Regions from separate parts of the Homo sapiens genome. Here regions 1, 2, 4, 5, 6 and 7 are each linked to region 3. Evidence: read pairs that join two places in POLR2A ChIA-PET (ENCODE). Cell type or tissue: MCF 10A. All regions are shown on one strand. Each heading gives the region's core, and the rest is flanking DNA. Links, peaks and the distances in the headings are about the cores only. Region 1 overlaps VGLL3 (vestigial like family member 3). Region 2 holds the start of CHMP2B (charged multivesicular body protein 2B). Region 3 holds the start of VGLL3 (vestigial like family member 3). Region 4 overlaps LOC105377196 (a long non-coding RNA gene). Region 5 has its middle 200 kb from the start of VGLL3. Region 6 has its middle 6.6 kb from the start of LINC00506. Region 7 has its middle 190 kb from the start of VGLL3.

Region 1 (4,369 bases), core at 233-4,232, 53 kb after region 3:
GCTTAGTTTCCTTCCATCTTCAAATCCAGCAACCTGGTCAAGACCTTCTCACATGACATCACTGACTTCCTCTTCTTCCTCTCCCTTACATATTTAAGGACTCATGTGATTACAATAGCTGCATCTGTGTAATCCAGAATAATCTCTTCATCTCAAGGTTTTTGTTCTGTTTTGTTTTTTTGTTTTGTTTTGTTTTGTTTTGTTTTGATGGAGTCTTGCTCTGTCGTCAGGCTGGAGTGCAGTGGCGCGATCTCGGCTCACTCCAACCTCCACCTCCCGGGTTCAAAGGATTCCCCTGCCTCAGCCTCTCGAGTAGCTGGGACTACAGATGCGTGCTACCACACAAGGCTAATATTTTGTATTTTAGTAGAGACGGGATTTCACCATGTTGGCCAGGATGGTCTCCGTCTCCTGACCTCGTGATCTGCCTGCCTTGGCCTCCCAAAGTGTTGGGATTACAGGCATAAGCCATTGCGCCATGCTCAAGGTTCTTAATTACATCTTTAAAGGCCCTTTTTCCATGTACAGTAACATATTCAATGGTTCTGGGGATTAGGACTTGGAGCCATTATTCTACCTACAACAATTAGTATTGGACTTCCATCATTTTCTATCACTCTTGTAATCGAGAAGGACTATTTCACTGGGAGTAGCAAGTCATAATGTTTGCGTTGGCATTTGTGTGGGGGTTTATCTTCATTCATTAAATAATTGCATGTAAAGAAAATTCCTGTCACTATTTCAAATGTTTCATGTAGTTATTATAGTGCTTCAGAATCCAAAGGGTTATGTGTTACTTATGTAAGATGAGCAGTCTAGGGGGTGGAGAACAGGTCATCTAGTGCAGATTCTTCCTAGCTGAAGTGTGTTTTCTCTGGGGACAACCAAGTAGGATTTAATTGTTTTGCTTCCTTTTTTGGGAACTTAGACCCATCTTGCGATGTCCTAAGTCTCCAAGCATCTTATTTGACCTGCTTATACACATTTGACTAAATAGCTAAATATGACCACATTGACGTGGTAAAGCTTTAACACTTTTGTCCAGATTGAATCACTCCATCTGCTATCAGTTAAGCAGTGGAAAACTGTTATGGAAAAGCAAACATGTTTTGATAGATTTAATGTGTAAAGAAGGTATCCATACTCTGGAATGCTGCTGATCAATAAATGAGCTGCAAGACTTTGTTCGAAACAACACTCAAGCACAACTGTTTTACTTTCCATACCAAGTTTGGCTGTGACTGAATGAAGAACATCAGCATTGATCTTTGCTTTGCACTTGTACAAGAGACTATTTGCAGAGAGCCAAATATAGCAACAGAGGATTTAATATCTTGCCAAAAAATACAAAATCTGTTCCCCTTTAAGCATGACACTCTATCCTTTCTTGTGGATCTTGCTAAAAGGAAAATATAGCTTTAAACTCCCCTATTCCTTCTGTTGAAAGCTTAAGAATCTTTTTCAAATGAGCTATGTATGGTTTTGTGGTATTTTATGTTTCCAAAAGAAAATGGCTACATGAAAAATCTGTCCAGTGTTATCATTTTTCTTACAAAAAATACTTCTAGTTATGGTTGTATTAATTAATTTGATTGTGATAATGATTACACAATGTTTACCTATATCAAATCATCATATCGTATACCTTAAATATATATAACTTTTATGTGTCAATTATAACTCAGTAAGTCTGGGAAAATATCGTTAAGTCAAAGATTAGAGTCAACAGAAATAAAGAAAAATCATACTTTGATAACTTCAGGACTAATCAAGGATCAATGGGTGACATGATATCATGCTATGTGCCATTTTGTGTTAAACAAATTACACCAACAATAAAAAAAATTGGCTTCAATCAACGAGGTTCTTTCTTTGTCTTAGAACATGGGTGCTTTGTTCTGAGTGTTGTCTGATGGGTAGGCAGATTAGTTTAGATTTCTCTATAATGTGGTTAATGACAATAGCTCTTCTGCTCAGTTTATGATGCATATAAAGAATTTTGAAAGTAGTCTTACAAACTTCACCATGAAGTTTCTGCAGTGACAGCTTTACCAGACATCTCCGTGTGGGATTTTAAAACAAACACAAGGCTGTTTGGAAATACTTGGTATATATAAATATGCAAAATATGCTGAACAGCGCTAACAGCTGTAGGGTGAACTCCCTCATCCTTGAGCAGAATATTTTGGTGGCAGTGTGGTTATTTTTTCCATCTTTGCTTTTAATTCCCGCCCCCCCCCCCGCTCTTTTCTCCACCCACTCACCCATCTACAATCCACTCCAAAAGCACAAATTTAACACCCTTCCCCCTACTTCCACACTGCTTCCAAGAAAATCATTTTAGTAGATTCCCACTGGAAAAGGTGGGTGGTGGCTTGATGGAATGTTTCTGAGTTACACGATGTTGTAAAGCCTGAGCTTCGGGGAACTTGCTTGGACTTGATCTGACATCAGGCTCACACACAGCCCAGACACTCTGCAGGCCAGATTCCATTAAGGCTTATCATTGCAAGAAGAGGAAAAGTCCTGTTGTGAGTGGCCCTCCAGCCATGATGATTCCAAAGATGGCAAAATAATCATTTTAAGTGTGTGCTATCAGGTTCTGTAACATCAAGGCACTCATCCTTTTATGAAAATAAGCATATGCCCTATTTTCATATGCCTTTCCTCAGAGCCCGAAAATGGAGGGAGGACACAAGAAAAGTTAAAATTCAAAGTTTCTTCTTATGGTATCTTGAAGAATTGAAGGTTTGAAGGAAAGAAGGTACCAAATATGAAGAGAGAAGGCCCACATCCTAGGACCATTTCCACTGGTGATTTGTTGATATTATTTAATCTTATATTTCTGTTTATCTGTCCAAGGAAGATCAAGTGAAATAAATCTAAACTGATTTGGGAAAAATAAAGTGCTATATAAATACAAAGAAATAGGAACCAATATTTAATGAAAGTCATTGATCTATCATGAGTATTACATGAATTCACCTCAAGTGATTCTCACAAATAGCAATATGCAGATAGCATTATTTGAGAAGCTGTTAGCAATATAAAAATGGGGGTTGAGTTTCAGCAATGCTACTTAGAAGCTGTATATTTTGGATAATTTTCTTCACCTCTTTAAGTCACAGTGTGGTCATCTGTATGTAAAATGAAGATTTTTTTTTTTTTTTTTTTTTTGAGCGGGAGTCTAGCTCTGTCACCCAGGCTAGAGTGCAGTGGCTGGATCTCGGCTCACCGCAACTTCTGCCTCCTGAATTCAAGGGATTCTCCTGCCTCAGCCTCCCAAGTAGCTGGGATTACAGGTGCCTGCCACCATGCCCAGCTAATTTTTGTATTTCTAGTAGAGACTGGGTTTCACTGGCCAGACTCGTCTCGAACTCCTGACCTTGTGATCTGCCTGCCTTAGCCTCCCAAAGTGCTGGGACTACAAGCGTGAGCCACTGAGCCCAGCCATCAAATGAAGATATTAAAGGAAACTACTTCACAGAGTTGTTACTAGAATTAAGTATTTAATTTACTTATCACTAAGTAAATATTGTTGTTGCTCTTTAATTAATCTAACTTTTCAGTAATTGAGGAAATCATCAGTTAAGTTCATTCTGAAGGGCACTGATATAATTTGGCCCTGAGCACCCACTCAAATTTCATCTTGTAGCTCCTATAATTACCAAGAATTGTGGAAGGGACCCAGTGCTGTTCTTGTGATAGTGAATGAGTCTCACAAGATCTGATAGTTTTACAAAGGGGAGTTTCCTTGCACAAGCTATCTCTTTGTATGCTGCCATCCATGTAATATGTAACTTGCTCTTCCTTGCCTTCCACCATGATTGTGAGGCCTCCCCAATCATGTGGAACTGTAAGTTCATTAAACCTCTTTCTTTTGTAAATTGCCCAGTCTCGGGTATGAAATCAGCAGCACGAAAATGGGCTAATACAGTAAATTGGTACCAGTAGAGTGGGGGCACTGCTGAAAAGATACCCAATAATGTGGAAGCAACTTTGGAAATGGGTAACAGGCAGAGGTTGGAACAGTTTGGAGGGGTCAGAAGAAGACAGGAAAATATGGGAAAGTTTGGAACTTCCTAGAGATTTGTTGACTAGCTTTGATCAAAAGGCTGATAGTGATATGGACAATGAAATCCAAGACGAGATGGTCTCAGATGGAGAGGAGGAACTTGTTGGGTACTGGAGCAAAGGTGACTCTTGTTATGTCTCAGCAAAAAGACGAGGAATTTTGCCCTGCCCTAGAGATCTGTGGAACTTTGACCTTGAGAGAGATGATTTAGAGTATCTGGTGGAATAAATTTCTAAGCAGCAAAGCATTCAAGAGGTTACTTGTGTGCTGTTAAAGGCATTCCGTTTTATTAGG
Region 2 (4,309 bases), core at 1-4,000, 240 kb before region 3:
GAATTAACTGCAAATGAGTATACAGTTAAACACTCATTGCACATCCCCATTGTCTTTTTTTCTCTCCTCTACACTTCAAGTACAATAGTCACTAAATTTCCAAAAGCACCAGGAAGCACAGAACTGAGATTTATGTCTTTGAAAATATTTGACAGGTATTAGGCGATTAAAACTAGTATGCTTGGCTTTTATTGTTAAAAAAAAATTAACTCTAATTGTAACATCACAGTAAAGGAGATGAAACCATTTTTTCTCCATTTAGTAAATTCTCACTATATAAAACTAAACAACAAAAAAAAACTGTAACTATATAAAACTCAAGCAAAAAGAAAATAAATCGTTCCCCCACCCCCACTCCCTGGAGTACTGTAAAATAAGTGAAGCTCACAACAGTGGCAGCTAAAACACTGAAAAAATAAAGTGCCATATTAAAGATTAAGCAGCATTCTCATGAAAAGCACACATAAAATCCATTTCACATCACTGTATCACCTAATATACGAAGTTGGTAGTTATTCCAGGTATTGCAAATGGTACTTAATAAAAAGTCAATAAATCAAAAAAATGTTCAGTCACCCAGAGTAAGGAAAAATGTATTATGTCATCTGATAAATTAGAGGTAAAGTAGATTATGTGTTGAAATGAAGTGTACAGCAGCAGAGCAGAGATGACTTCTTTGTTATCCTCCCCAAAATAATTTTGCTGGCATTGGAATAGTCAACACAAAGGAATGAAGGAGTTACGTCCAGGTCTGGACTGAGCACCCTATTTGTACCAATCACTGTCTAGCTACCACTGCTCCTTTTGTGGCAGAATTAGACCCTTACAAAGAAGTGATTCTTTGGTTGAACCAGCAACAACCTAGACTAAACATATAATGGGGAACACAATTTTTAAATAACTTGAATGAATTTAATTCCTGGTAGCAATCAATGAAAACATCAAGTGTTATATAAACACATTATAGGCATCGCATATGAGCACCATAAAACTTGTACATTCCTTTACATTCACTTTTTTCCCCGCTTAAGATGATATTAAGCTAAATGCGGGAAACAACACAATTATCTTTACATGTTAAACTTCTATGAAGACAATATATACCCCATCTCTTTCTTTAGTTGGCAAAAAATAATCATAAGGGAGAAAAATCCATTATGAAAACTAAATCTGGGCACTTCCCTTGGGTTTATTTTTCTACTGGGGTTAATCAAAAAAGCATTTGTTTCACATCTCTTTACTGATGGGGTGTTCTTAAAGAAGCAACTGACCCAGACCCAACTTCATTTCCTAACTGGAGCCTGTTATCCCCTCCCTCCCCATTCCGAGACTGCCAGTTTCCTGTATGGATGCCTACAAGTAGTATATCGCCCAACTGAAGAGCAACAATCGAAGCAGAGGAAACCAACAAGAAATCCATCAGATTTCCAAGTTTATTGACACTCAAGGGCCAGCTAGCCTCCTCGAAACGCTCAGGATCCTGCTGAGGAAAACCCGAGGGTGGGGGAATCGTGAGGATAGGGAAGCAACCAGACTGCCTAGGTGAGCCTAAGGTGAGGTGAGTCAGAAGCAAGAGGGAGGCAGAGAAGTGGTGCCGCGAGGGCGGTCACCTGTGGGACCACTTGATCCAGCCCCGCCTCCAGGGACAGTAGGCAGAATCGCGGCCAGCAGGCCTCGAAAGACGCCGAGAAAACGCAGAGCTGGGCCCCTTCAGCCCGGCCTGGAACTCACCATCCACGGTTTTCTTCTTGAAGAGGGACGCCATGGTTAAAGACTGCGCCCGGGCGGCCCGGCTCGGCCCGGTCCGGCCCAACGCTGGCAAAGGACAGGAGGAAAAGGACAGGACCTTGGCGGGTTCGGGGTGGCGGAGCGGAGAGACAGCAGGAGGAGGTCGGGGTCGCCAGGCAGGACCCGCGGAAGGCTTGTATCCGCAGCTACCGCAGCCGCGTCACCCGGAGCTCAGGTGACCGGGAACTAACACACTTTTTGGAGAAGTCACTTCTAGGCGGCGCCTGCGCGTTGTGTGGCGCCTGCGCACTACGGAGTTTGAAGCCGCGGCCGCTTTCCTCACGTCTGCGGCTGCCAGTTCCTCCTGCACCGGGAGTTGGCAGCGGGGCGAGTCTGGAGCTGGCGGGGATAGGAGAGCGTGGGGCCACGGCTTCTGTGCGCGGGTTGGGTGATGATTGAGGACAGTGATCAGCCTTGCTTAGCGCTTCACCCCTTGCCCCGGGGAAAGCTGGATGAGGGATCTCCGGGCTCCTAGACTAAGTGTGGGTTGTCCCGGAACCGCCTGTACCCACTCCGAGTTGATTTATTACGGTCCCATTGCTGTTAGTATTTTTGTTGTTGTTGTTGTTGTTGTTTGTTTGTTTTTACTCGAGTAATCCAGGAACTGGCGGAAACGTTGAGTTCCGTACCCGGTGATTGTTGGCCCCTGGAGTTCGCGGTCCTTTCGGCACTGACTGACTCGGCGACCTCCCCCGCACCGCGCAGACCCCTGCAGGACCCTAGCCGCTCACCTGCCGCCCCCGGCTCCAGACTCCGACGACCCAGCGTGGGTCTCCGGGGATCCAGTGTCTAGAGTTGGGGGGGTCTCGAGGACGAAGGGAAGTTTTTTAATGCTACACTTTTTGTTTAAGGTTCTTGCCTGGAAACATTAAAACACACACACACACACACACACACACACACACACACAAATTTGTAGGCTGGTCTAAATGTCTCCAGCTCTATTTCTTAATTTCTTGTAAATCATGAATCATAAAGTGTCATGGCTATACGGTGATCCTATTAGAATTCCTCACAGCCGTTTATTTGGGCTTTTTGTGAAAAACTGCATATCATGTTAAAGAAAAAATGTAATGAATTATTTAAAGAATCCTTGCATGTATAAAATGGAAAATACAACCTATGCGTGCGTACCTGTATATAGTCTCTACTGTTTAAAGCAACACTGCCTTCCACAGGATAAAAATAATGGTAGCATTTTTTTTTTCATAAATATTATCTCTGATATGGAAGAAATCCAGAAGTGGCTAATAATATTGACACTATAACAATAATGTCAATATTATTAGCCACTTCTGGATTTATGAATCATGTCTCAAGGATTATTATTTATGATAATCAGGCCAGCCTTTCCCATTTTTCCCCTCCTGAGATATCCAAGCCCTCATAGCCACTGATAATGCTGCTGCTGCTGCTAAAAGTTAGCTGAGAGTCTGTTCAAGAAAACTTTCTTAAGAATGACGTAGTAATATGCAAGATATAATTGTTTTGCTTCTCCTCAAGTTATTCTCGATATGGGAAGATGAAGTAAGGAAACATTAGGAAGACATGTAAGTGAGAAGATTTAGTCTCTGCACTCAAGACCGGGCCTTTTCTGGAGTGAGCTCTATGGCAGTTTGCCCTGGCTGTCTGTTGTAATGAATGGCATAGAGCTGTGCTTGAACGCATGAGAGGCAATAAGCTGTTATGTGTGTAGTAATCGTACTCCTCCCTGCTGCAGTCACCCTTGTTTTATTACTCCTATACAATCCCCCCCACTGACCCAATTGTAACAGTTGGGAAAATGCCAAAATACTTAGGAGCAACCATATGGAAGACCCTCCAAAAGTGCACAGCAGGAGCTAAAGACAGGGCTTGTTCATTACAATAAAGACAAAATAGAAATATTTACTATTTAAACTCAGTACTCTAATAGCTTGTTCTCCCATAGTTTGAAGAAGGCTGATATTCAGCTGATTGCACCAGTCTAGCTAGAGTCCATTCTGATTAGTTGGTGGCCACATTTCTCCTGTACACATTTTGTATTATTATATCGCTCCTTATTTAAAGGGCATGATACACTTAAATATATGTTGTTTTCTGGAGTATTTCATAACATAGTTTCCTCCTCTGAAACTGAAATATTTGCCATTTTTTCATCTTTGGGTACCTCGGGTTATAATTTGAATGGGTGCATTCTTCTCCTTGTTCAGCTTTTGAAGAAAGATAGCATAACATTGGAGAGTGCTGATTCTGGACACAGACTGCCCAGTTCTGTGACCAATTCTGTGACTTTTAAGTTTTAAGACCTAGGCCAGTTCACTGAAGCTCTCCGTGTTTCTTTCATCACATATGTGATAGAGATAACATTAGCCCACCTTTCATATATTAGGTTGGTACAAAAGTAATTGGCGAAAACCACAGTTACTTTTGCACCAACCTAATAGCTGTTGCAAGGATTAAATGAGTTAATATGTTAAACATTCAAAGTAGTGCTTGGCACGTAATGTCTTAGCCCCTCTGTGCAGCTACAACAAAATAC
Region 3 (4,369 bases), core at 119-4,118:
CACTTGAACCGGGAGGAGGTTGCAGTGAGCCGAGATCGTGACATTGCACTCCAGCCTGGGCAACAGAGCGATACTCCGTCTCAAAAAAAAAAAAAAAAAAAAAAAGTTAATTTTTTCATAGTTCTGGAGGATAGAAGCACAAGATAAGGTGTGGTCAGTGTTGGTTTCAAGGTGAGACCTTTCTTCTTGGCTTGTAGGTAACTCACTATGACTTCAGATGGTCTTTCCTCTTTGACAGAGCAGAGAGACAGGGAGTGGGGTTTGGGGGAGACATAGATATCTCTGGCGTGTTTTCTCTTCTTATAAGGAACCTAGTCCTATTAGATTAGGGCCCAACCTTTTAAATCTCATTTAACCTTATCACCTCCTTATATGTCCTGTCTTCAAATACAGCCATATTGTGGGTTAGGGCTTCAATATATACATTTTTGGGAAGACATAATTCAAACTATAAAAACATTAGTGCATTTGACTTTCAAACTGACTTTTTCTCTGAGAAAAGATAGACTGTAAAAATGAGAGATTGCTGTGAGTCATAAAAGAGGATGCCTACGTATAAGGAGAGATATGTTTGCTGAATCTCAGAGCTAGAGTTTGCTCATTTATAAAATGAGGCCCAGTGCGGTGCCTCATGCCTGTTATCCCAGCACTTTGGGAGACCGAGGCAGAAGGATCACTTGAGGCCAGGAGTTGGAGACCAGCCTAGGTAACATAGCAAGACCCCTTCTCTATAAAAAAAAAAATTAAAAAAATTACCTGGGCGTGGTAATGCACGCCTGTAGTCCCAGCTACTCCAGAGGCTGAGATGGGAGGATCTCTTGAGCGTGGGGGTGGTAGCTGCAGTGAGCTGTGCTCATGTCACTGTACTCTAGCTTGGGCGGCAGAAGGAAACCCTATCTCAAAATAAATAAAATAATGTGAGTATAATTATTTCTACTGATTATGTCAGAATACAAGTATATTCTCACAGACGTTTTTTTCCCCATTTTGGAGAGGGTCAGATCCAATTGCAAAGAGATAAACCTTTATTAGCGAATGGGCTTAATCAACTACCCTTTATTGCTCTGTGAAAACCAGGCTGTAAAAGCCAGAAATGGTGGACGTCTCACAGCAGTGTCATACCATGAAGATGTAAACTTAAAGCAGAGATTGCTTGTGGAAAACTGTGTTGCATTCTTGGCATGTGGGCACTTGCAGAGATGTTAACTTTCACTTATGATTATTTTAATGTAGGAGCTAATCCCCGTGTATTCTGCGCCTGCTCTGTTTTACCCCTTTGTACACTCGGCTTTTGTTTGGTCCCAGCCTCTGAGTTGGTGTTCCCTGTAAAATCTCCTTGGAGTAGGGAAGCCCTCGCCCTGGCGGCCAGGTGACAGAGACAGGGTGGGAACCTGCCGAGCCTTGAGGGCGCGGAGCCTCTGCATACCATTCCCCTCCCACCACCATCCCATGCTGGGAGGCGGAGAGGGCTGCAAACTTCGCTCCAATCCGCAGCCAGCCTTCCCCGGGGTCCCCCTGCAGGGTGACCCGCCCGCTGCAAAGCGAGTTGGAGAAACTTTGCAAAGTTCCGCGTCAGAGCCTGGGGAGGCAAAGTGCTCCCCCTTCTCCCCGGCGTTCCCCCTCCCTCTGCCCCCGCCTCCCTGTCCTCGCACAGCCGGGAGCACCCGTGATAGGACGAGCCCCGGGCGTGCATTGTGTATATGCAAACCGGAGCTGGGCTCCCCACGGCTGCCCGACCCGGGCCTGGGCTGTGGCTGTGACTGGCGCTGCCGTGGGCGCCGCAGCCCTCGCGGGAGCCGGACGCGGTAATGCCCCAGCGGCGCAGCGGGCGGCTGCGTCCCTGAGCCGCTATATAAGCGCGGCAGGGAACATCCGGAGGGGCTGAAGATGAAGGTGCCCGCGCATGGGCCCCCGCTGATTGCCAGTCCCTCCCGACCCCGCGCCCCGCGCGGAGCCCGAGGCCGCCGAGGACCCGCCTTCGCCGCAGTAGCAGCTGGAGCAGCGACAGAGGCGGCAGCTGCGGCGGCGGCGGCGCCCGCGCCCCTCGCGCCAGCGCGTAGAGCGGCGGCGGCAGCTCGGGGGCCGCCACTGCCCCGGCTGCCATGAGTTGTGCGGAGGTGATGTATCACCCCCAGCCTTATGGAGCGTCCCAGTATCTGCCCAACCCCATGGCAGCGACAACCTGCCCCACAGCCTACTATCAGCCGGCGCCCCAACCTGGCCAGCAGGTGAGTCACCGGACGGGCAGCCTGCTGGGGGCGGGGGCGAAGGGCATCGAGAGTATCGGTCTGGGGCTCGGCGACGTCCCGCCGGCACGCGTGGCGCAGAGGATGCTCTGGGATCTGCGGGAGCGTCCTTGAGCAGAAAGCCATCCCGAGAGAGCCGGGAAGGGAGAGCAGCAGGGTGGACGGGTGGGTGAGGCATGACCTAGCTGGGGGCTTCATTGAGCTGTGGTCACCGGAGCTCAGAGGCTGCTCCTCCTAGGCACCCTAGCTCTTAGGACTCAGTTCTCTGAAGCTCACCAAGGGCATCTATCTTAGGACCATGTGAGTAAACTTCCTTTCAACCAACTATTTTGTTTATTTGGAAAGATGGAATGTTTCAGGGTTTTATTGATGAGGAAGATGAAGTGCGCTGACAGAGGTAGGGGAAGCTACCTGGAGAGTGAGTTCACGAAATGATCTGGGACTTTCATGGGGGAACACTGGTCTAGCATAATGTCTATCGGGTGTTACTAGAACTTCTCCACAGAATCTTTCTCCCGGTGACTGTGACTTAGAGGACAGGGATGGATTCCAAGGTTCTTCATTCATTTTTTAATTCCAGCAAAGCACAGAGTTTGTACGTGTTCAGTCTGTTGACAGTGGGTCCCTCGGCCAAAAGGTTACCTTGAATCTCTGGATGCTGAGTCTCCACTCTTCCAAGAGTAACTGAAGATGTCCATAATAAGGGGTCGTGAACTGAGGAGATGATATAGTTACTTTAGAAGGAACAGTAGAGTTCTGGGGAATTTGGCACGAGGCGCCCTTGGACATTACTCTCTGGATACAACGGAGAGTGTGCCAAGGCTTAGTTAGTGCTACATTAAAATAAAAAATGTATGTGGCAAGGGCTGTACCAAAATAGAGTCCACCTCAGACTATGGGAATTAGGGTGGGCGGATTTGGAGAAACTTAAAAAAAATAACTAGATTTGGTTAGGAAATTACCATCCATAGAATATATTGATTTATTTCTTTTTACTTTCTTAGGTACCACATGTTTTATTGCAAACCTTCTTAGGTTTGGGCTGTTAATTAATCTGACATTTTACTTTCTGTATTTCCTCTACTTCTGTCTCTTTGCTAGAATTACAGTGCTACTCTTTAGAAAGAAATCTAACTTTCCGTTTAGAATTTAGGAACTATGAAATTCAGCTAATTCTGGAAGGGTACATGCCCCAGATTCATCTGCTAAATAGTACCAGCTTAACCAGAACCAATTAGGGCAAAAGAGGAAGGAGCCCTACTTTCTTGCTATCCTCTTAAAAAAAATATTCAGCAGCACCAGCATTTCAAAGCATCTCTGATATTACAGAGGTCTTCAATTATCATTTGGAATGTGGATGAGCAACAAACTAAAACTTCTCTACATGTTCAGAAAGATACTTTCCTCCTTTATAAAATAACAAACTAGTAGAAGTTGTTTCAAATATGGCTTTATTTTTTAGGGTTGTGAAATTAATGAATCTGTGGTGTGGAGTTAATACTGTAACACTTTTTTTTGAGCTAGAAAATAACATTCGGTATCAGAGAAAATGGCAAATTGCCAATCATAAAAGTTTTCAATAAGAAATGACTCCAGTACTTTATATAATGTTTGCAATAGCCCTGAGACTCGGTCCCCAAATTCATTTCTTTTGCTAAAACCGTCAACATACTGAAGACAACAATTTTAAAAAGTAAAAAATAAAATAAAATAAAAATCAGGAAAACTCTGACCATTGAGCTTCTTAAAAAGAAAACAATTTATCTACATTGATTGGTTACATAATGATCAACTTCTATATTTTGGGCTTTTGTAGACATTGCTTAACTAGATGTTAGGCTGAGTGAGCCATAGGGAGGTGCTTGGAAATTTTCATGTTGCTTTTTCTTCTTTTTCTTCTCCTTCTTCTTCTTCTTTTTTTTTTTTTTTTTTTTTTTTTTTTTTTTTTTTTTTTTTTTTGGTCAAGTAAAGAAACTGTTTGACCATAACTGGCTAACGAAATAAAAAAAAAAAGACTTGACAGTGTAACTACTGTTCTTTTAGTGTCAGAAGTTTATTTTGATGACCTACATTTTCTATTGGAAAAGAGAGTAAATCAGGAAATTCTTATCAGGCTGACAGCA
Region 4 (4,369 bases), core at 113-4,112, 68 kb after region 3:
AAATTAGAAACCTACTGGTAAAGACTTAGAAAATTATTTTAAAAAATATTTCCCCCCATATTAATATAATCATGTTCAACATAATTTTTTAGAATAAACACATAGCGTAGCACTTTTTAGTCACACTGTACATTGAAATAGATATAAATAAATATCCACAACTCAGCCCCACCTACAGAATTTTTACTAAAAATTAGTAGTTAACACTGTTGATCAAACCCATTGTTTTTCCCATAGAGAAGCTGCTCTCCAAGTGAATACAGCTCAATGCAACTCAACAAGTGTTTGCAGAGCACCTGCTGAAAGTCAAGGAGAAGCCTTACTCACTTCCATATCAACTGTACCATTCACTTTCTGTCATGCACAACCTCCCAATATTAAATACCTTTTCACATTCGAAGGCCTGGATTCCTCAAGGTAATTTTCCAAGACAATAATATGCATCTTGAGACAGGGACTGTATCTTTTCTTTGTAGTCTCTGCAACATAGTGCACAAAGCACGTGCTTTAAAGTATTGGTTTGATATGTTAAAATGAAAATCCTTCTATTTCAGAAATCTTTAGAGAGAAATTCGGTCATTATAAAGCACAGACTCATTTTAGAAGAAAGATTTATTCACTTAGGTGTCAAAAGTGCATAGTACTAAACTGGGCATCAGTAGGACTGGCATTTCCTTCTGGCTCACTGGGAGGCAAAATTGGTCACTCAGGGCAAGGTGATCCTCCCTGCCCCTAGCAAAGGAGAGATTTGGACAAGCAAACTTTAAGACTGCAAAGATTCTAAGATTTGTAATTCTTTGAAATATTCTAGAAACCTATTTACATTTTGATTTCTCCTAAATTAGCTTGGTTCTGACATTCACACTGAGATAATACGTAAAGTATAATGAATATTGAAGTACTATCTTGAAACTGCTTTGCAATTTTCAGAAGAAAGTTCTTGTAGAAAGAAGAATTGTATAATTAATCATGGAAACCCAGATGGCACAAAATAAACAGAAACATTCTGGTGTTGTAGCATCCTGTTGTAGTTGAAAGATATTTTGAAAAATAAAAATAAAATCAGTGCTAATGGTTTTGAAAGGACTGACTTCTTTTTGTGCTTATGGCTGAACTTTCTGACTATTATCTATGCCGTTATGATTGACAGAATTATTCCAAATAGAATATTAGCAATCCAGCCCCAAATAGTGTCAAAACCTCCATGTCCAGAATGAGTATCAAACTCTCAACATAATCCACAATTACCAGACTCTCTTGCAAATTACAATTCTGTCATTTTTTATGGGAAATCTACAAGCACAGTAATTGCCTCTTAATAGGATACTTTTTTTTTAAAGGGGTCAAATTTAAACCATCTGTAGACAGATGGAAGAGAAAGTGGAATTAGGGCTGTTACCGAAAACTCTGCAGCTGTCAGGGTGTGTTTGAGGCAATCCTAGTGGTTCATTAGCAACAGGCAACACTACATCCAAGCTACAAGCAGGGCCTGGGGGGAGATGGGCATCCTTCTTACGGCTGGTTGTTTTGGCAAATGTGAGTGAGTGATGGCTGGACTCATCACTGCAGAACACTCTTCCCATGGGCCCAGACTGCAGATTCTACTCAAAGTCTTTGCTGTTCATTCTGGTCATCAAGCCACACTGTGCTTTTCAATCATTTCAGGGAAGAACCAACTCAGGCCCCAGGCACTGATTTCCTCACACCTCCTACGCCCACATTCTTTCTGTTATGATCATCACCCAACCTCCCCTGCTTGTTTTAACCTTTGAAGGGAAGGAGAAAAGAACAAAGAGTCCAATATGTCACAGGACTGGAACATTTTATGAAACACGACAAAACTAACCTGTACAGCAGAGATAGGATCCTTCTAGAGATACCAGCATCAATTTCACAGTGGATACAGCACCCACTCACTTCTCAGTTTCTGGCTTTTTCAAGTGAAAATCATTCTAGGTTTTATTTATTTATTTTTATTTTCTATTTTTCTGTTTCATGTAAACAAATTAAAGATGCCATCACTTGGTGTCTGGTAGAGCTTGCCAAAGTCAAGTGGATTCTTGGAACATTAAGTCCCCATTAAAAAGGAAGAGGAAAAAAAGACATACAAAAATCTTTGTTTACAAGAATATTCATCTCGCAGCCATTATTTATATTGTATCTCTGTTGATGCTTGGGAGTTCTTTTCTCTTCCTTCAGAACTCTTTCTAGTTTTTACTAGTGAGAAAAATTATTCTATATAAAAATTCCTCACTGTGGCCCAAATGACCTACTATTGTTTCCCAGGCTTGCCATGTGCCTTCCCAACTCCACACAGGCACGCACCACACACTTGCTGTTGAAGGTGCTGTGATACACTGACTTCCTTTGCCTCAATCTTACTCATCTTTTAAGACTCTTCAAAGCCATTTTCTACTCTATGAATAGCATTCATTACTTTCTGATCTTATAACCCACATGGTAAATAAATCTTGCCTGGGATTATAATTTTTCTGTGCTTCTACAATTTCCCTAAATAGACTCTTAGCCTCTCAGTGAGAAAGATCCTTTGATCTTAGTCATGTACAATATCTTTTCAGTAGGTACAATGTCTTTAGAGCACCTTATGCAGAGTAGGAGTCCATGGAAAGATGATGATGGCAATAATTTGAGGTCCTATTTGGAACAGAAAAACAGTTTTAAAATACTTGTGGAAATAGTTGCATCATATAATATTTTCAAGATGTCAGGGTAAAAATATGCTTAAAGATAAAAGTTCTGTGGGCTTAATTTTCACCATTTATCATGACTGAGTAGTATCTGTTTGCCTTTCATTTAAAGTCAATTTCCCTTTTCAACAAAAGGGTGAAATACAATGCAGTTCTCAGAGCTAGAACAAGAAAGTAGTTTAACCGTTACAACTTTGAAAGTAAAAAGAAGAGGCACTAATGGAAAGGTAGACAAAAGGCAAAAGAAAGAGCTTATAAGTAGAAAATATGAGGTTGGTCTCACACACACTCTTGTGGCACAGGGTACAGATTTAGTTCTGTACTAAGAATCGGTAAAAGTAGGGGCTAAGTAGGGTCTGACTTTCTCCATTGTGTCAATTGAGTTGGGAATGAGTTGGTAATGTTGACGGCTGTCCAAGAACATCACAGAAGTACTTCAACTGTTGGTAAGCCTTATGGCTACTAAAAGTCAGAGTAATTATTAATATGAGAGCTATTAATATCAATATACCAGTTGATACACTAGTTACCAGAATCTTGATATTTTTACCTTACATATATATTTGTGATTCATTTAGATTTAATCCAAACAATACAATTTGAAAATGTTGTATCCCAAAGCAGCAAAGACCACATCTGATAAATCCAAACCTGTTTTGGAAAGCAAAATAATGGTAAATATGACCCCCAAACTATTATATAAAACCTTTTTGATTTTAGGCAAGTAAAAAATAAAATTGGGTTTTTAAAAAGGATTCTATCTATCCAGATTTTGCTAATAAACTATGTTGGGTTTTTTGGTACCATTTTTATGGAGAGGGTTAACATTTGCTTCGTAACATTCTACAGAGCTTTCCTTCCACCCATCTAGCGCAGTACTTCCAGAAGCCAACTGGGAAATTCTTTTCTTTAAAGCCTCATAAGCACTATGGGAAGTGCTTGGTATCATCCTCAGGCTCCTCCCATGGGAAGTGGCCATGAGGTGATGCACAGTCAAGAAATGAACTCAAACTAAAAATTTCAGCGCATTCACTTGCTGTACCATTGGGTAAATTAATTAAACTTTTTCAGATTTCTTCTGAAACTCTTCCCACAACTGGAAAGGAATCTCTAAGTTTGAAATACCTCTATTCTCTCTCATTATTCTTTCCCAATCTCATTCTGGTCACAGAGGAAATAAAACCTCTTTTATCCAATCCATAACTATGCCTGTCTTCCTAGAAATCTTCACTCCTTGGTAAGGAGAAAAGTATTAACTTTTAGTTGTATCTAATTTGAAACTAAATAAGCTGTCTCTTTTAGCAGTATTTAGGTTCAGATATTCTCCTCCTACTTCACCTGCTATGAAGTTAAGCTTTTCAGACAGAGAAAAGGGAATGTTCACATGTCTTTGTGGTGGCTGTTAGTTTTGTATTATTTTAATTTCGTGAGAGGTACAATGGGGAGGACTCCTCCGACCTTTGGTTCTTTGCTGGATATGCACTTGCTGATATTTTTAATGTCACTCTTGTCCACTTTGTAGTTGGGCCTCGTACATGCTTCCTAAACTAAAGTTTGAGGTTTTAAACTTAGGGCTGTAATCAAGTCCTTCCAGAAGCATAGCCCTCTCCCACCTGGTTAGCTCAGCTTACCCAAGTTTTAGCTGGCAAAGATATACAGTT
Region 5 (4,369 bases), core at 262-4,261, 200 kb after region 3:
AACACAAGTTGATTATCTTGTAGTTTTATAGTTCAAAGTCTGACACAGGTCTCACTGTGCTAAACTCAAGATGTCCACAGGGCTGCCTTCTTTCTAGTCTCTAAAGGATAATACAGTTCCTTATCTTTTGTAGCTTCTAAAGCCCGCCCTCACTCATTTTTTGGCTCTTAGGCCTCTTCTTCCATCGTAAAAGCCACAAACTTCACATCTTTCTGACCCTTCTTCAATTGTTGAATCTCTATCTCTGACCCAGCAGGGAAAGGTCCTCTGCTTTTAAGAACTCAGATTTGGCCGAACAGAATAATTTGAGATGAGGTTCTCACCTTTGGGTCTTTACCTTAGATGCATCAGCAAATTCCTTTTTGCTTTATAAGGTAGAATATTTACAGGTTTCAGAGATTAGGATATAGACATCTTTGGAGGGCATATACTACAGAGCAGAAATGTAGCACAAGATTATGGCATATTAGCACCGCAGGTCTGAGTGACTGTGGTTGGTACCATCACTCCAATTCTTGTCAACATTATTAATTGGATCTTTATTTTCATGCTTATTCAGAAGTTTAAAAATTATCTGAATCAAAAATCTGGCAACTCCACAGGGTGGGAAAATAACCTTGTTTTTTTCTTGAGTTCCTCAGAAAGCCTGTAGAATTTTCTAGTTTGTTCTCTAGAGCAAGCAGTTTGGAGGATGTTATAAATATTTTTGCCAGTTCTTGCAACTAAGAAAATTCAAAAAACATTATTTTGCACTAGAAAGAGCTTTTAGTTTGTATTTAAGCCTTTTTTCTTTTGAAATAACTTAAAAATTTGATAATGCATATTAGGTGTATTGAAAGGAACACTGGCTATTTAGTTAAAGAAAAAACTAGCATGTATATATAATGTGATCTTAGCTTATTCACTTAATCTCTGTTATGCTTTGTTTTCTCACTTACGTCCATTCTTACCACATCTCATCATGTGTGTGTGAGGGTCAAATATACAGATGTTAGATTTGTAAGCAGTACAATGCTATACAAATTTTGGTTCTGAATAATAATTTCTTCTCTTAGCACTCACTGGATAGGGTATTATTATTTCCTTTTAATTAAAATAGTAAAGGCATGCACACATAAACACACAGGGAAAAGTGACTTGAGGTCGTTCATGAGATAGTTCTGGAACTTTCACTTTTGCTCTCTTTCCCTCTGCTGCTTTTCTTTATTTGGAGCCACTTCTTTAAAAATTCCAAATTCTCTCTTAAGATGGGGCTTAGGCCTGGAGTAGAAAAGGTGTTAAATTCATCACTAGGGCAGCCTATATTAAAGTCTTGAGGCCCTTGGGATTGACAATGAAAAGCCCTCATCCTACGTCTCCTTTGAAACAGCTGTTTGAAAAGGAATGCTCTCACAGCAAGTTACAGACACTGAGAACAAGATTTGTAGTTGAAAAAGTGAATTTGCCTTTTGAGTTTGCTTTTAAGCAGGAAGGTAAGTAGGGAGAGGGGTCTAGAGAAATTTCCACAGTTTCTTTGTGTTTTTTGCTTATTTATGCTCACATTGGTCAATATTTTAATTAGAAAAATAATTTCTGCTAAAGCTTTGTGCATAGAGAAAATACAATTGGAATTTTGATAAATTATAAAAGAAATGGCATGTGGCTGGGTTTTCATAGCACCTTTACTTTGAGGCTCAGAGCACCTGCTCCATTTCAGATCATATAATCCACCCCACAGGAGCACATAATACTTCCCAAAAGACTCCTCTGCCAGAGGGCTAGTGATAAATCCCTCCTCAGCCAGACAAGTTGGCCTTTATTTTTTGTATTGCTGTGGGCATCTCACATGACATTCCCAAATAAGGCATTGTACTACAAGCCTGCTATGATCACTAGTAATGACTTAACTGCAAAGGAATTATTATAGTATGAATAACAGTGGTTTACACTGTGAATGTCCTAGCTACTCCAGGAATGCCAGAGCAACAAACATAAAGTGCTGCTCATTCGCCAGTTTGAAAGAGTTTGAAAGAATAAAAGTCAGAAGACTACAACTGCTGCTAATCCGTAAACACTGATTGTCCATTCAACACAGGAAGCAAAACAAATGTAAAATAAGTGATGGCATTAGCCATTGTGCTGTGTGCGAAGGCAATTATATTAAGGGAATTAAAAAAAAAAGACTAAATTCAAATACAAGCCATTTGGGAAGAAAAAGATTTTTGCCTTCAAACCTATTAAATAGAAAATGTATGTGCATTTTGACTTTGGCTTTTGGACTGATCACATTACCACTGTTATGAGGCATATTCTTGTTCCACATACTCATATCTGGCATTAGAGGTGAATGGTATAGAAGTACAAAATTAAATTTATGTTCTTAGTTATATTGTTATACCTCTGTTTATTTTCAAAAAAGATTTGTATTAGATTGCAAAATTAAGCATAACAATTTTAAAAAGCATACAAAACTAATTAAAAGGAACAAATATTAAATAACACCATTTGCTGTGTGGCATGTGTGGTTAAAAATAATTAGTTTACCCACCCGATGTTCAACAAATATTCCAATTATATACGTACACCTCAAATAGTCATTTATTTATTGAACTGATGTTTACCTTCTAGAATTGTAGCTTACAGTTAAACATCATAGATGAGATATAACCTTTGTATAGCATTATAAATTAGGGCAGTGAATTTTGCGGGCATTCATTTCACAGGAAAAGGAAACATGAGAAAAATGTCTCAATCTAGAGAATGAATTAATGCTTCTTAGTCTCTATAATTTAAAATTGATAATGTCAAAAAGAGGGCTTTTCATACTGTAACAGGTAAACTTTAGTTTATAACGGTGAATGAACACTGATTTTCATAAGTAAAAGGCAAACACATGTTTTGCCAGCTTATTTTAAAGCATTTTTGGGCTTGAAAAATAAAATGGATGTGGGGAACCTCTAAATTATTTCATATCTACTGGGGCACTGGGGCATTCCTTTTTATTTTTTTCCTATTTATTTATTTATTTATTTATTTATTTTTTTGAGACGGAGTCTCGCTCTGTCACCCAGGCTGGAGTGCAGTGGCACGATCTCAGCTCACTGCAACCTCCGCCTTACTGGGACATTCCTTTTACCCAGGTACCCTTTCCACTAGAAGTGATCCCAGTTAGATTTAATTGTTTTCTTTCATGATAACTTGTACCACTTGTCCAAACACCTATACTACTTCTCATGATATCATACATCTAAACATTGGCATTGCAAAGTCTTGGCAAGTCAGATGAATGAAAGTAGTAAGGTATCTAGAAGGCTGTGGATGTCTTCCAGAATTGCAGTTACCCATAGAGATTTATTGGCAACTAGCCTACCAGATGGGCTGTGGGCTGTGAATTGTACTTCTTTAGTGCTTAGAACAATGTTCCATACACTTCTCTTTCTATCTAGGTTTTTGTTGTTGTTGTTGTTGTTTTAATTTTTCACATCATCTTTAACACTGACCTGCAATGATTCTGAATGGTTTTACTTTTTTTTTTTTTTTTTTTTGAGACGGAGTCTCGCTCTGGTTGCCAGGCTGGAGGGCAGTGGCGCCATCTCGGCTCAGTACCACTTCTGCCTCTCCAGTTCAAGCGATTCTCCTGCCTCAGCCTCCCGAGTAGCTGGGACTACAGGCGCCCGCCACCACGCACGGCTAATTTTTGTAGTTTTAGTAGAGATGGGGTTTCACCATGTTGGCCAGGATGGTCTCAATCTCTTGACCTCGTGATCCGCCTGCCTCGGCCTCCCAAAGTGCTGGGATTACAGGTGTGAGCCACCGCACCCGGCCTCTATCTAGGTTTTAACACTCAGTTGCTCCCCTATGGGACAAGAAATAACTATTACTTAAGATCCTTGAATAATTGCCAGAAAGGAATTGACTCTGAGAATTGCCTCTTTATAGATTCTTATAGGGTACAAAAAGCCCAATTGTTTAAGCTGGAGGTTAGAGACTGGGCTCATACGAACAACACAATAACAATCTAGAAGACAATAATAGCTATCTATATAGTTATCATCTGAGGGATAGGGGTAGAAAGTAGAGGGATCTATCAAACCCCATTGTGACATGCTTAAAAGAGAATTAATATTAATATTAATAACCTTAGATCACCGAAATTAAGTAAAGTCCATACCACAAAACATAGCAATAAATTTCATGTCTTAGTCACAATACATTTCCAAAGTATTTTCTCACTTTTTAAGCTAGGTCGGAGGTTGATAACTTATGGACCACAGGCCAAATGTAGTCTGTTATCTATTTTTGTAGGCCCACAGACTACAAAGTAACTTTGAGTTGTTGAAAACAATCAAAAGTAGAATAATATTTCATGGCATGTGAAAATTATATGAAA
Region 6 (4,369 bases), core at 265-4,264, 92 kb before region 3:
TAAGTTTTACTAGGCCACATCAGTCCATTTCTTCAAAACTTCTAAGAAATCTCCATTTCCTGAAACATTTGTTTTAGGAAATTCCAAGTTCCCACCATCCATGTCGTCTTCTCCAATAACAGCAGTCAGATCACTGAGCTTCAGCAAGGGTTAACCTAGAAATTTGATCTGATTTTTACTTTTAGAACTTGTTCCATACCACTTTTGCATTTTATAGCATTGCATTTCATTTAGTGTTCACTAACTCTTCTTTCCCATCTTTCTGCTTATAAAAAAGTCTTCATACTTTCCTCATGATTAGAATTTTTATCAAAGCATTTTAATGTCTGAAGTTGTGCTTCATTTTGCTGATGTATAATGAAGAGTGTTTTAGCTGAAATGTAGTTGAAGCAGCTACTTGAAATTTTAAATGTTTTGATGCACCATTTGCCATTAAAACACTGAGTCTTTCTTGTTACATTTATTATCAGCCCAGCTTGTTCTAAACATTGAGATTTCTCTTCTTTCAGTCTTTTTTCTAGGTAACTTTTAAAAAGCCAACATAAAGAATTGGAGATTTCCAGGTCTTTGTATTTCTGTTAAAGTGTTCTCAAGTCTGGCTTTCATTAAAGTTGCTTCAATTCCTGAAAATTCCTTTTTATGAACCTCAAGCATCTCGAAGATGTGCTCTCTTTCCTTCAGAAGGGCAGAAACTTCAATGGCCAGTCAGGGATGCCACCAGGATGGACCAGGGTGATGTAGAGTTTCATGGTCATCAGTGGATCTATGGCTGAGCCCCATCATGTTGCCAGACTGGAGAACTCTATGAACATTCTGTCTGGAGCCATACCAGTGTCTGGCAACTAGGGTAGACCTTAGTGGAGGTAAGAGAGAAGGAACAAGCACTGTAGAAGAAAACCTTCCAACCTTCCTCAAGCAATGACAAACATAGATGGGATAATATCACATTACCCTGGGAGATATGGACTGGGCCTCTAGAGGCACGTGATGATAGCTGGGGGCTCTGAACACCCTAGCCCTGCCATTGGTGCCTCAAAGGCTCAGGGAATCTGTCTTGTCTCATGTGTAAATCATTTAGAATCACTGGTTGAGATCTCCACCAGCTGTAGAGCACTAGTTGAGAGCATTTACAGGCTGCTAAACCTGGCCAATATTTCATTTTCTCTTAAACTTTTCATTCTGTGATCCTTCTAAGATTGTCAGATTTAGCAAATGAAAATACATGTGCTCAGTTAAATGTGAATCTCAAAAAAAATTAATATAAAGACATCTCATGTAATAGCTGTGATATACTTATAATAAAAAAATTGCCATTTTGTTTGCTATTCAAATTTACCTGGGGATCCTGTATTTATCCAGCCACTCTCCTTCCTGGAGGCATTGTTCTCTCCATAATGATAACAGAAAACTCACTGCTGTCAGTGAGTTTGACTAGCTTTGAATATGTATCAAGGAGAGGGTTGTAAAGGGCCCCCAAAAAGGGTTTCAACCAATGGTGTGCTGGAACCAGATTGCACCCACTGGCTAAAGCTGATGATAACCAGTTTTTTTGCAACCCTGTGTTCAGGAATGTCTCATTGACATGGCTTGAAATGCCGTGGTTGGCATTTACACCAAAGACATTTTGCACCCAATAAATAAGCGAATACTAGAGACGAAGGTTTCTTCTGCCTTCTGCCTCTCCACCCCCAACCCCCAAAAAGCAGGTTAAACATTGACTTACGTATGACTGATTATGACCGATTCTCTTGAACTATAAACTCTGTCAGTCTTAGAATGTGGAAAGCAATCTTGGAAGCCAGTTTTCTCCCCTTTAGAGTAAGGGTGAGTGAGAAATACCATTGCCACCAGAGGTCACTCTTAACCTCTTGAATCCAAAAGCACTCAAGCTACACGGAATCACCTCTTGACACAGAATCAGGAAGGACATTTTCTATACCATAAAGTAAGTGACTTAAAATTAATTCTACATTTTAACCTGTCTAACTCTATGGAGTTTCCATAGAACATAAACATAGAATATAAAATAGTTAAAGCACTAGTAACATAGGTATTATTTATTATCACTTTTCTATTAGTTGCCAAGCACAGAAATTTATTTTATTTAGTGAAGATCTCCTTATTTCAGTGCTATCAAAAGAAATATAGAATGTGAAGAGATGGAGGAAATGGTACTTTATTAAGTTTTATCTTTACATACACATTCTTGGACACAGAGTAAGTTCAAAGAACTAAGAAAATTTTAGTAGAAGTAAAACACCTTGAAGACCACATGATCAGTGAGAGGTAATTATTCATATAATTTGGCTTAAAACACAGCTCTGCTTAAAACATAGCTATGTTCAACTATATTTTGTTAAAGATGTAATAAAACTACAAATATTTGATGGACACTGTCTATACAGTATATGAAATGAATAGAATATTACCATTCTTTAAGGTAAGGGTCTAATGGAATAATTTATATGTATATATAAAATATTAGATATATATATTTCCAAATAGTAAATTATATAGTAGAATTTTCGACAAGTTGCTATGAGAACTTAGAAAAACACAGTCTTTTAAAATGCCTCTTTTCTCTTAAATTTATTGGCTGATTTATGGCCTAGATGTTACCTTGGTGGTGAACAAGAGGCTTACATTCTGTTAAAGAAATAAATAAATTACAGAATTACTTCAAATGGTCCTAAGCGTTATAAAAAACATAATAGAAGATGATGAAATATGGGAAAACTGGGGTGCAATTGGCATGGTCAGGTAAGATTCTCCTGGGGGAAACTGAACTGAGTACTGAATAAGGAGCTGGCCTTATGAGATTTAAAGAGAGAATATTCCAGGCAGAAGAGTGGAAATTTAAAAGGCCCATGTGATGAGGATTCTGAAACTCTACAGACATATAAATTAACAGAGTCAGTACAATAGTTAAAATATAGGATTTGTTGGTAGGCTTGCCTGAAGGAACATCTTTTCACATGTAATGGATGGACCTATTGAATGATCCATCCTCTTTGCAATCTGGACTGCACAGATTATTTTGTTGCTAGGTACAGCCAATCTCCTGCAGGCGCTGAGAGGGGAGTTCAAATGCCCCTCAAAGGAAAGGTAGAGACACCGTTGTGAGAGAACAGCTTGCTCCAAAGCACACCAACCGTGAGATCTCAGCATGGAAGACTTATTTCTTTTTAAACAACATGTGGAGGGCTGGGTGTGGTGGCTTACACTCGTAATCCCAGCACTTTGGGAGGCTGAGGCTGGAGGTCTGCTTGGAGCCAGGAGTTCAAGACCAGCCTGGGCAATATGATAAGAACCTGTGTCTACACAAATTTTAAAAAATTAACCTGGCATGGTGGTGCGCACTTGTTGTCCCAGTTACTCGCGAGGCTGAGGCAGGAGAATCACTTGAACTCAGAAGTTGGAGGCTACAGTGAGCTATAATTACACTACTGCACACCAGCCTGGGTGACAGAGTAAGACCCTGTCTCAAAACAAAGAAAAAAAGGAAACCATACAAAGCCTCAAAACCATCAAAATTTGCCTACCAACTCTGGGAACAAGTCTAACTTTGCACCAAAACAGAATGACATTATAGTTAGAAAAGGATTTTGCCGAATGTTTGAAGTGATGAAAGATTTTTAAATTTTTCAATCCTTGAGACTGTAATTATATAAGTCTATAAAACTGATTAGACATTTTAAGACACTGTAGAGAAGGAACTTAAAAAGTAGCAATCACAAGTAAGTGGCTTTTAAGTTTGGTTTTTTTTTTTTTTTTTTTTTTTTTTTTGTGATGGAGTCTTGCTCTGTCGTCCAGGCTGGAGTGCAATGATGCGATCTTGGCTCACTGCAGCCTCCGCCTCCCCGGTTCAAGCGATTCTCCTGCCTCAGCCTCCTGAGTGACTGGGATTACAGGCATGTGCCAACATGCCTGGCTAATTTTTGTATTTTTAGTAGAGATGAGTTTTCACCATGTTGGCCAGGATGGCCTCGAACTCCTGACCTCGTGATCTGCCTGCCTCGGCCTCCCAAAGTGCTGGGATTACAGGCATGAACCACCGAGCCCGGCCTAGATTATTTTTAAGAGATATATAAAAGTGAATTGTTTACTTGATTACAGCTGACGAGGCATTTTTTTAAAAAAGAGGAAACAATATAATTTTTTTTTGTTGTTTAGACTAGATTTCATGAATATGCTTCTGGAAACAAACATTTTCTTTGTACTTCCATGTGATGTGTGGTGCAAGTCATTGTTTCCATCTTTCCTGGTCCAAGAGAGCTAGAATGTGAGTAAAAGAGACTTCACACATGAAAAGCACATACCTAGAAGCCAGAGAGCAGGATCCATTGTAGGATCTGGCTATCTCTTCCTC
Region 7 (4,369 bases), core at 239-4,238, 190 kb after region 3:
CAATGTGAAATGAACACATCATGGGGAAATGGGGTATTCATCCCCCCAGGCATTCATCCTTTGAGTTACAAATAATCCAATTGCACTTCTCTAAGACCTTTCGTCAGAAGGAATGTTTGGTTTATAGAATGAAGTATGAAAATATTTTAAAAAGAATTTCCTGAGTCCCAGTTAGTATTCTCCCCACTATTTTAAAGGCTTAATATTTGCAGACAATAGAATCTAGTTGTGTACACTATTAGAGGTGATCACACTTATAGAAATTAAATTCAGATTACCTAATAGAATTTTTTTGTTTACGAAACTTGTATAAAGACTGTAACTTGCTCCACAATTATATTGGTGACAACAATAAGACTGATAATTACAGATTACATCATTTGTACATTGCTTTGCTCATTTAATTTTACTAGGTTATGTTTAAATATTAAATAAATAGTAAAATTAGAAGTGATTTAAGATGTTGGATGTGGCATAAATATAGGTTACAAATATTTTAGTACATGGAAGTATGAATTTATCACTGTTTTATGTTAATGATTATGTTCTAGTAAATATTTATTAGAATCTAATATTTAATCTAATATTTATTAGAAACTAGGTTTTTAAGAAAAAGAAACAGAAACTTAAGAAAAATTATTGAGAAGGCATGGGGTAGCTCTAGAAATCATGGGAAAGGCCAGAGAACAAAGCTTGAAGGCTATTCACCGAACATCATTGAGAAACTGGTAGTGACACCACAGTCACTACCACTGTCTCTGAATACTGCCATTCACATTGCCCACCCTGCCAGCTTGACTCCAGGGCTAAGCCTGATACTACGACTACCTTTGAAAACCAGATGCTGTCTTTGCTGCCTCTGCTCCTCAGCATCAAGAAGAATTCCATTGTTGACTCTGAGTCTCCTGGTTATTGGTTTAATTTCAAGGTCTGGGATGAAGGACTCTGACTGGCAAAAATCTAGATGACGTGCCTGAATCTTTATTGCAAGAGCATCTGGGAATGTCACTGTTGACACTTTGAAGTTCTACTGTGGGGAGTGAATTTCTCAATCCTAAGAAATGCTTCTAAAGCCGGGTGACCAATAAGTAACAGATGTCTACTATAGTTGTAAAATAAGAAGTAAAATTCTGTCACTTTTATGGAATGAAAATAATCTTGAAGAAATTATTAATGAACCCATATTAGAGAAAATATTTAATCATATTCATATTGATTAACAGCACCCTGAATTAAGTGATTCTACATGGCCGTAAAATCTCAAATGATTTATTAGCAGTCAGTGCTCAATAGGATGCAGAGAAGTAATCCATATCTTTTGGCGATCACAGGGAATACAGGTCCTACATTGTATCAAATAATATCACACTAAATTTCTACAATTCATATGGAAAATAATTACTATATTTAGAGAAATAGAAGCTTGGAGTTTACACATTTGTGATGAAGAGGTACAGGTCCATCCCACACTGTCTACACAAGTTTTTATAAGATTCTTTTAATATTTTGCAGAATTCTTTCAATACTTCAGGCAGAATTCTTCCTGAATTTTCACATACACTTATGTGAGCAACTGACTATGGTTAGGTTCAATCTGCAACTGTGGAATAATGTAGTCACATTTGTTTTCTGTAATGTTTGTACCATCAGTGTATTCTCTTTCAATTCCCTTTATATAAACCACAATTAGCCATTTTCAACCCCCGCAAAATGTCAAGACATACTCACAAGACCCTGGCTCACAGAAGGTTAATGCAGAAACTCTAATTGTCATTCTTATTTTCAGTATGGAAAAAAAGATAGGTGACATCACTGTGTTTAGATGCTTCCTAATTAGTGAGAGAAAAAACGAATCCATGTGAAGATTTCTTTATGAAGACAGTTGTAAAACTTTTCATTGGATTTTAGAATATCAGAAAGAACATAGAGAAAAGGGGGCAGGGATCATTATTCATGTATTCATTCATCCAACAAACATTTATTGAGTGACTATTATGTGCCTTAGGCATTTGGTATACATAAGTAAACAATACAGATTCCCCTCCAAGAATAAAAGAGAAAACTCCCTTCCAAAACAGATTCCTCTCCAAAGAATAAAACAGAAAACTCCCCTTATGGAACTTAAACTATATTAGACCAATGTGGGTAAAAAAGCATATAGTGATAACAGCTATGAATGAAGAATAAGAAACAGGGTATTGGGAGTGCCAGGATGTGGGGGACGGGGCAAAGTTGCAATTTAAATAGGGTGTGTATTTAGTATCATGGAAAAGGACTATTTGAACAAAAATTTGGAGGAGATAAGGCTATTCACCATCCTAGTGTCTGAAGAAAGAGCATTCTAGGCAGAAAGAATGGACTAGAAAAGGCAGGACAATGCCTGTTGCATTTAAGGCATGAAGGTCACCTGGCTGGATGTAGGGGGTGCTAAAGGGGAGGAGGGCAGGAGTAAGTGAGGTGAACTTTGAAGCCACAAGCGGATAGAACTTCCTGAGGTCCAAATTGACTCTGCTACTTGGTAGCTTTGGCATACTAATTAATATTTCTAGATCTTTTAGTTCTTTCCTTTTAAAATAAACCAAATACATGTGATGTTTTTTATATGTAATATTATGCACAATAAGCTCTCAATATGGTAGCTAGCTGACGCTAATAGTTGCAAAAGAGCTGCTGGTAGGACTAGACCACTTTACAAATCCCATCAAGGGACTTCAGGGAACCCAATGAGTGCTGGCAGAAGATGGCAAGTGTGTGTGAGTGGTTTAATATTATCATTTTATGTTTCCAAAATATTTATCTTGGAAATATGGCTATAGAAAAATTACAGCTTCAAAATATATTTGTGGCTGTTGGGGGCATGTTGTAATATTATGACTAAAAGCAGGGGAATGGGGAAAGAGTAAAATATCACCTATTGGTGTTTTAGAGGCAATAAGAGCATGAGACTATTATAATCACAAGAAGGCATAACTGACAATAGATTGAGAAAATTAAACTTTCTACAGCATCTCATGTTAGCAAGAGTAAAATAAAACTGTATGAGGTAAGGTATAAACAAATCAGTTGTACCACATTACATTTAAAGTTAGTGTGGCAATATATTAAATAGATACATGTTCATGAAATCTAGAACATGAAAAAGCAACCGACCAGACTTAGCTCACATGTTGTGCAAGAAAGTGTTTCAATCCACCTTTAGGGCAGGTGGAGACAGGTATGCCAGCCTATCCTAGTGCACTGATACTGGGTATTAAGATTAAACAGTTTTAATTTTTATTTATTTTATTTTAGGTGTAATTGGAAGAGCTTTGGACATAGATTTAGATTAACAGTTTGTATGATCTTGGACAATTCAATATACAAATATAAATGCTTTAATTACTAATATCAACAGCATGATCACGAGGCTTGATTTTAATATATTTACATCTCAGAAATATTTTTAAAGAATATTTAAAAGATTATATTATTATATTCCATAATCTATGCTTTGCTCAGTGAATTGCCCATTAGAAGTTATTTAAATCTGTTTCAATGTCAAGTTCTTATAATAGTTCATTTTCATTCAACTCTTGATTAACTCTGAATGGATTATTCACTTGGTTATTTGTAAAAAGTCAGGCACCAGAAATATTTAATGCCAACATTGTTTACATTGTCCTTCCTAGATACTCTGGGTTTGACATCTTTGGCCATAGTAGTCATTATCTCAATGTGGGAGATTACACCAGAAAAATCTCAAAAGACATTGTCAGTGCAGAAGAATAAACTGGTTAGCTAAAACAGGCTTCTCATATGGATTAGATTTCTCTCTCAACCATCCCTTACTTCAGAGGTGAGAAACCTTCAACTAGTCAATTTCATTGTTTCAGATTATAAGGTAACACATTTCTCAGTGTGCATTAATTTATTGACATTCTAATTTACAAATGAGTTTTATGAATTTAGTTACTATAAAATAATTCCCCAAATTATGGACACTTCAGATAAAATTAAAAAAAAATAACTTGTTGAAACACGAAAGGCAAGTGAGTCCATGGAGTAACTTGAACTCTAAATTGAGGTTATAGACCATGCCATAGTAATTCCAGTATTAAAAAAAAATTAAGCAATAGTTTTCTTAAACATATATATATTTGCCAGGAGCAGTTAGTTGTGTCACATGTTTTGTGAATTTCATCAGTGTAAGGAGTAAGTGAGAGGAATATTGGTAATATTTCAATGTTCCGGAACAAATCCTTTCATGTGTTTGTATATATTGCTGAAAATGTGACATGTAAAATAAAGACTTCATTATTGTCTTAAAGCAGGACTGAAATGGATCAAGAATGACATGTAACCATTGAGCCAGCCAAATCAAGCATATGTG

Evidence for each region. ChIA-PET counts read pairs that join two places held together with the same protein. Peaks named below come from ENCODE experiments on the same cell type or tissue, not always from the same donor. Only the 100,000 strongest peaks of a DNase experiment are listed, where the experiment ranks them.
Region 1: POLR2A ChIA-PET joins it to region 3 with 34 read pairs; 5 of 35 experiments call an interaction of 5 or more read pairs at or near these places.
Region 2: POLR2A ChIA-PET joins it to region 3 with 11 read pairs; 2 of 35 experiments call an interaction of 5 or more read pairs at or near these places.
Region 4: POLR2A ChIA-PET joins it to region 3 with 14 read pairs; 4 of 35 experiments call an interaction of 5 or more read pairs at or near these places.
Region 5: POLR2A ChIA-PET joins it to region 3 with 20 read pairs; 5 of 35 experiments call an interaction of 5 or more read pairs at or near these places.
Region 6: POLR2A ChIA-PET joins it to region 3 with 12 read pairs; 3 of 35 experiments call an interaction of 5 or more read pairs at or near these places.
Region 7: POLR2A ChIA-PET joins it to region 3 with 10 read pairs; 5 of 35 experiments call an interaction of 5 or more read pairs at or near these places.

What each region holds. Positions count from the first base shown.
Region 1 is chr3:86,935,459-86,939,827 of GRCh38, reverse strand. It overlaps VGLL3 (vestigial like family member 3), which reads left to right. Exons shown (of 4, transcript NM_016206.4): 4 at 1-1,855. Among named protein-coding and RNA genes, the nearest start is that of VGLL3, 54 kb to the left of the region's middle. In MCF 10A, for the core only: no CTCF peak of the experiment used is centred there; a DNase peak (open chromatin) is centred at 2,427.
Region 2 is chr3:87,224,979-87,229,287 of GRCh38, reverse strand. It overlaps CHMP2B (charged multivesicular body protein 2B), which reads right to left and starts at 1,979. Exons shown (of 6, transcript NM_014043.4): 1 at 1,732-1,979. The coding sequence starts at 1,765. It overlaps MIR4795 (microRNA 4795), which reads left to right and starts at 3,011; the gene lies at 3,011-3,099. RefSeq lists enhancers at 1,768-1,887, 1,958-2,027, 2,078-2,127, 2,218-2,277, 2,388-2,527. In MCF 10A, for the core only: no CTCF peak of the experiment used is centred there; DNase peaks (open chromatin) are centred at 1,587 and 2,047.
Region 3 is chr3:86,988,477-86,992,845 of GRCh38, reverse strand. VGLL3 (vestigial like family member 3) reads left to right here and starts at 1,697. Exons shown (of 4, transcript NM_016206.4): 1 at 1,697-2,228. The coding sequence starts at 2,103. In MCF 10A, for the core only: no CTCF peak of the experiment used is centred there; DNase peaks (open chromatin) are centred at 1,505 and 2,245.
Region 4 is chr3:86,920,479-86,924,847 of GRCh38, reverse strand. LOC105377196 (a long non-coding RNA gene) reads left to right here. Exons shown (of 6, transcript XR_001740802.2): 1 at 1-417. Among named protein-coding and RNA genes, the nearest start is that of VGLL3, 68 kb to the left of the region's middle. In MCF 10A, for the core only: no CTCF peak of the experiment used is centred there; a DNase peak (open chromatin) is centred at 1,677.
Region 5 is chr3:86,791,456-86,795,824 of GRCh38, reverse strand. No RefSeq gene overlaps it. Among named protein-coding and RNA genes, the nearest start is that of VGLL3, 200 kb to the left of the region's middle. In MCF 10A, for the core only: no CTCF peak of the experiment used is centred there; a DNase peak (open chromatin) is centred at 1,874.
Region 6 is chr3:87,080,476-87,084,844 of GRCh38, reverse strand. No RefSeq gene overlaps it. Among named protein-coding and RNA genes, the nearest start is that of LINC00506, 6.6 kb to the left of the region's middle. In MCF 10A, for the core only: a CTCF peak has its summit at 1,838 (motif pointing right); a DNase peak (open chromatin) is centred at 1,854.
Region 7 is chr3:86,796,952-86,801,320 of GRCh38, reverse strand. No RefSeq gene overlaps it. Among named protein-coding and RNA genes, the nearest start is that of VGLL3, 190 kb to the left of the region's middle. In MCF 10A, for the core only: no CTCF peak of the experiment used is centred there; no DNase peak of the experiment used is centred there.